Linked DNA regions of Homo sapiens: region 2 is linked to region 1. Evidence: chromatin contacts called from ENCODE Hi-C or POLR2A ChIA-PET data. All regions are on one chromosome and are shown on one strand. The core of a region is the stretch at or near the end of the contact, and the rest is flanking DNA. Distances in the headings are between cores, read along the strand shown. Region 1 overlaps PRKCE (protein kinase C epsilon). Region 2 overlaps LOC101926974 (a long non-coding RNA gene).

What was found. Hi-C counts contacts between places; a loop is a spot of excess contacts on that map. ChIA-PET counts read pairs that join two places held with the same protein, here RNA polymerase II (POLR2A). Pooled maps may share reads with other maps.
Region 2: a map of endothelial cell of hepatic sinusoid shows a loop between it and region 1 (2.6-fold over the local background). The contact joins two enhancer-like sites. A Hi-C loop is called at or near these places in 1 of 168 maps with a recorded cell type or tissue (endothelial cell of hepatic sinusoid), 3 of 37 single-sample maps with no recorded cell type and 2 of 50 pooled maps. POLR2A ChIA-PET finds 5 or more read pairs at or near these places in 2 of 52 experiments (BJ and PC-3).

Annotation. Positions count from the first base shown.
Region 1 is chr2:46,081,623-46,084,344 of GRCh38, reverse strand. All of the region lies in intron 10 of PRKCE (protein kinase C epsilon), which reads right to left. Among named protein-coding and RNA genes, the nearest start is that of EPAS1, 210 kb to the left of the region's middle. Within about 2 kb of position 1,369, at least 3 of the 41 ENCODE cell types and tissues checked have a DNase peak (open chromatin) inside an H3K27ac peak, as active enhancers do.
Region 2 is chr2:46,251,383-46,254,082 of GRCh38, reverse strand. The region is part of intron 1 of LOC101926974 (a long non-coding RNA gene); the gene reads right to left. LOC105374581 (a long non-coding RNA gene) reads left to right here. Exons shown (of 3, transcript XR_940052.3): 3 at 822-1,673. Among named protein-coding and RNA genes, the nearest start is that of EPAS1, 45 kb to the left of the region's middle. Within about 2 kb of position 1,407, at least 6 of the 41 ENCODE cell types and tissues checked have a DNase peak (open chromatin) inside an H3K27ac peak, as active enhancers do.

The sequences.
Region 1 (2,722 bases), core at 120-2,619:
TCTTTATTTACAAAGCATATCTATCTTACTATTGACATCTCTTTGAAAATAAAGTCCATAGTTAAGAATTGTTACTAATTCAAACTACCTTCACCCCCACTCCAGTCTCCAGAATTATTCCATCTTTACCGGTATTCACAAAGGGCCTAAGTCCAGCTTTTCTTCCATTTACTTTGCCCTTCGCCTTCAAAGCCTACCTCGTTTTCTCCCCAGAGTACAATTTTGTAATCAGAAGTACATGGGCTGCCTTGCCCACTGTTTATTCAATCATCCATTCTCCACTCAAATCCTCATTTCAAAAATTAAATGCTCTCGCCAACCCCAGACCACTGGAATCAGAATTTCTGAGGGTGGGGGCCTGGCCTTAGTAATTGTGAAAGCTCCTCAGGTGATTCCCATGTGCGGCCAGGGTTGAGAAGCACTGACTCTCCTCCATCTGGTTTCTGCCTAGGTATCTTGCATCTGTGCAATATAAGGATTATACATTATTCTGGTCTCCTTTTTTGTCATTTCAAGGATTCCTTCCAAGAACAAAGACTCTTAAACTTGTGCATTAGAATCACATGGAAGCTTGTTAGGACATGGATTCCTGAGCCCCCCAACTCAGATATCTGGTTCAGAAGATCTGGGGCGGAGTCTGAAAATCTGAATCCTCTAACAAGTTTCCGGGCAATGCTGGCAGGCCAGGGACAACACTCTGACAGCCTCTGCCCTGCAGCACCAGGATAAGCCTTTCACATGGGAAGTACAGCTGGATCATTCACTGAACACTGAACCACACCACCTGAAACAGCCACTGAAGTGCCCATTCCACAGTCACCAGCCCTGGACTCGGACTTTAGCAACAATGGAGTATTTCCTTGACTGTGTTTAGGAGACTCCAAATCTCTGAAGGGGAAAAAATCTCCCCTCCCCATCATCCTCCCTGGATGCTTTTTATTCTACCAACACTGGACACAGTTTTTAAGAGTAGGGGCTGTGGGATGAGAAAGAGGCCTTCCCATATCGGTTTTATCACTCACTGGCTGCAAATGACTCAGGCAAATGCCTTTGGCTCTCTGTGCTCAGTTTTCTGATCTGTAAAAATGAGGATGGGCCGGGCGTAGTGGCTCATGCCTGTAATCCCAGAACTTTGGGAGACTGAGGTAGGCAGATCACTTGAGGCCAGGAGATCGAGATCAACCTGGCCAACATGGCGAAACCCTGTCTATACAAAAAATACAAAATTAGCTGGGCATGGTGGCGCATGCCTGTAATCCCAGCTACTCAGGAGGCTGAGGCATGAAAGAGAATCATTTGAGCTCGGGAGGTGGAAGTTGCAGTGAGCTGAGATTGCGCCACTGCACTCCAGCCTGGGTGACAGAGAGAAACTCCGTCTCAAAAAAAAATCAGGATGATTGAGTAATAGAAGCTGCCTTACAGAATTCTCATGAAGGTTAAATTATATGTTAAAATGCCTGTCTCAAAATGAAGATTGGCTATGACTGTTGCTATAGATGCTATTCCAGCAGTTATTATCGTAAGTCTTCATTTTCTTTGACCTCTCTGCAGCTTTCTTCCCTGACCACATCCTCTTTCAACACACACTTGTTTCCCTTGGCTTTCAGGCTTCCCCCCTAAATTTCTGGCAGGGTTTTCTCTGCCTCTCTCATGGGCTTCGCCTCTTCCCAGCTGTTAAGTGTTGGAATCCCACGAGGCTGGGCTCCAGATGCTCCCCATCCTCACTGAGTGCTTGCTGAGGATCTTGTCCACGCCCAGTTTCCAAGGCACCTCTATGCAGATGACTCACAAGCTCCGGACCACTCATCCAACTGCGGTTCTGACATCTCCATCCAGATGCCCCAAAGGCACTCAAGCCCAATATGTCCAAAATTGACTTCACGATCTACCCCAATGAACTAGTTCTCTAGGTCTCGGGGCAAAGCTTCACCCTTCAGAAACCTTAGTCATTTAATACCTCTCTCTCCCTCAGCCCTCACCAAGTCCTGTCATATTTACTTATCGTATCTTTGCATTTTGTACCTTTTTCCCTGTATACTTGTCCATTTCTCTCTCTCTCTACCACCATCATGCCCACCATTATGGCCCAAGCAACTATCATCCCTTGTCTAGATTCTTGCAGATGCCTTGCTTCTGATGCTCCCCACATTTATTGCAAATGCTGGTCACGCTCCAGGTAGAGGGACCTTGCCGAAACAGAAATCTGCTTGTAACCCACCCCGCTTCCTCCTCTAAGTCCACTGCTTAGTTTTTTTGAGAGTCTTGCTCTGTCACCCAGGCTGGAGTGTAATGGTGTGATCTTGGCTCACTGCAACCTCGCCTCCCAGGTTCAAGTGATTCTCCTGCCTCAGCCTCCCGAGTAGCTGGGAGTAAGGCAAATGCCACCATGCCCAGCTATTTTTTGTATTTTTAGTAGAGATGGGGTTTTGCCATGCTGCCCAGGCTGGTCTCAAACTCCTGACTTCAAGTGATCCACTCACCTTGGCCTCCCAGAATGCTGGGATTACAAGCATGAGCCACCGTGCCCAGCCTCTATAGCTTGATTCTATTAAAGTCTCCCTGTTACTCTAGGAATAAACGGAAAACTCTCTAATATGCTTCAAAGTCTGTGTGATCTTCTCAGTCTTCTCCTTTCCAGCTGTCGCTTGTTCCCTCTGCCCCAGGGCTTTACTCACACTGTTCTTTCTGCCTGGAACGTTTTCTTCTCTCCCCTCCTCACCCT
Region 2 (2,700 bases), core at 158-2,657, 170 kb before region 1:
TCAGAAATGTTTTGTCTACAGTGGGGTTCAGGGCAGGGTCTGAGCCTCATGAGCCCACATATGTTCCACACGTGGTGGTATGGCAGGTGTCTTTAAAGGTCAGGTCCAGACAGCACCATCAGGAAGCTCTGACCCAGGCCGAAGACCCCCCCCCTTAGGCGTGAGGGGGCCTGAGAGAACCATCAGATTAACACTCCATTCCACATGCAGGGCCTTCGAGCCTGAGAGCAGGTGGACACCCAATTTAATGTCTTGGATCCCAGCACAGTTGCCACGTCTTTTCACAGATTCTCCTTACTGGTTTACTCTGGATTTCTCAAAGTCTTGACAATAATGGCAATGAGACCTCGGCCATGTGTCAGTTCCTTGGGCCGTGTCACTCTCAGGCCTCGACTCTCACCTTAGAGAGGTTTTCTTTCTCACAGGGGCCCAGCCCCCTCAACACTCTACCCTGGATAAAGTCTGGCTTCTAGCATTACCCCCAAGTCCCTCTCCTTTCTAGGCCTTTCCACCTTGCTTCCCAGGCCTCTGGAAACACAAGACCTGCCTTCTGCCCTGAGGCTCCTTACAGGGCAAACAGCAGCTGCTTTTCCTCCTGGGGGAAATCAGTACTTCAGAGGGAGTGGCTCAGAAGGGCATAATTGCTGATGAGGACATTTTGGGTAGCTCCCAGAGCTCTGTGGGGACAGACGGCCTTCACAGTAAGCTTCAAATACTCTCTCTACACCTATGCCATGATACTGTGCTTTCCCTTCCAGCTACTCAGTCAGCTTTATTGGCTTTCTCTGCCCCTGTCTCTGTCCTCCCTCTCTCTTCTCCAGGCATAGCACCCATCACACTGACTGAGTCATCCGGAAAATGTGAGAAATCACTTAATAAAGAGCTGCCCTGGGGAAATGGACAGGTAAATGGCTTTAAATAAAAGATTTTGTCTTACGCTTAATTTAATAAGAACTATGCCCCAGTACCTTCACTAGTAAGAAAGATAGACAGCAGATAAGTGGAAGAGATGAACAAGCTGTCAGCACCAGAGCATGTAATCTCTGTGAGCTGAAGTTTCCCTCTCCGGATACAAATGGGGCCATGCCAGGGAAAGCAGCTCTCTGCTTTGCCCTGTAGAGAGGAGCAGGGACTGGGAACCAGGCCAGCCTGATGTCGATTCCAGATCCAGCACTTACTAGCTGTGTGACTTTGGGGAAACTACTGAGTTTCTCTGAGTTACATCCAGGAAACAGGGGTGACAAGGCCTATTTAACATGTCCATTCTACAAATATATGGGAGGTGCCAGACACCATGTTAAATGCTGGGGACACACAAGAAGGACCAGCTGTCAGAAACGCCACAGGCAGAGGTGAAATGGCAAGAAGACTGGAGCAATAGGGACTGAGCCAGTTCACAGAGGGGCTGGACAAGCTACACCATCACAGGGGAAGAGGTGCAGCTGGCATTTGATGGCACGTGGTCAGGAATCCTGGAAAATCAGATTCCTGTCCTGCAGATTATTTCTTCTCCCTTCCTCTCAGCCCCACAAAGTTCCCATTGGAAGGAACAGGAGCCAAATAGGAATCGAAATTGCACTCAATTGCTGCACAAGTGCAGGTCTTCGGTTGGGTTGAAGCTTGAGGCTTAGACGCTAAGCTGAATAAGATATCCTGCTTCCCCCCAGGCCCAAATCCAGTTTGTGAGCTCACCAGCTTCTGGCTGGGATTGCATAGCAGAAATCAGAGGTAGAGGGGAATTAATACAGCCAGGTTTGTACAGTAAAATATGGACTCATTTACTAAGTCAACTTGCTCCTCAGCTGGATGCAGAAAGACACATGGACGCACATGATTCATTAACGCACGGCATGCCTGCCTACTTCTCTATGGCACCAAATCGGCAGTTCTCAATGCTGAGCTTCCCAGTTAATACTTCTTGAAAGAGAGTTGGGAAGAAGCAGCAGAGAGGACCTTAGTAGGAGTGGAGGTTATAATAAATTCTCCTTTCTCCTAAATGAATCAGATTAAGACTCTGAAAGCCTAGTGGGAAACACCAAAGGCTATTCAGCCAGGTAAGTGGCAAGATAAGATTTGCATCTTTAAGGAGTACATCTGCCGGTTTTCTTCCCTCACGATCAACCAGGAAGAAATGTGAGATAGAAAACTGTGAGGACACCCTAGCATGACAGAAACTGTTTTGATTTGTGGTGTGGGAAGTGACTGGCCTGGGGCTAGACGTGTTCTGGCTTCTAGCACTTCCTAGGAGGCTAAACTGAGCAGTGAACTGCTGGAGTTCTGCTCCTGCTTTTCTACCACCATTTCTCTGGTCAGACAGGTGCTGTCCTCATACCTCTGGTGCCTCAGAACTAAAATCAGACAGAGCAGGAGCCCTGCGCTCAAAAGGAAGTGACAAAAATATGTAGGGACCAACTGGCCTCCTTTCCTACTCCATCTCCTTCCAGTCCTAAGGGCTTGGAAATTACACCCTAGGGAGTGTCTCCTCCTAATGCACTTCTCAGTCTGGGGCATGGGAGGAGGAGGAGAAAAGACCAGAAGTGGCCTGGCAGTTCTTTTGTAGATTGAGCAGTGATTGACTGTGTTTTATGGGAGTGAGGACAGACCTGTGTTATGACTTTAGTGAGTTCTGTGTACCCTTCCCTCATAAAATATATTAAAAATCATATTTTATAGCTGCATTGATATAAAGATGAAAATAAT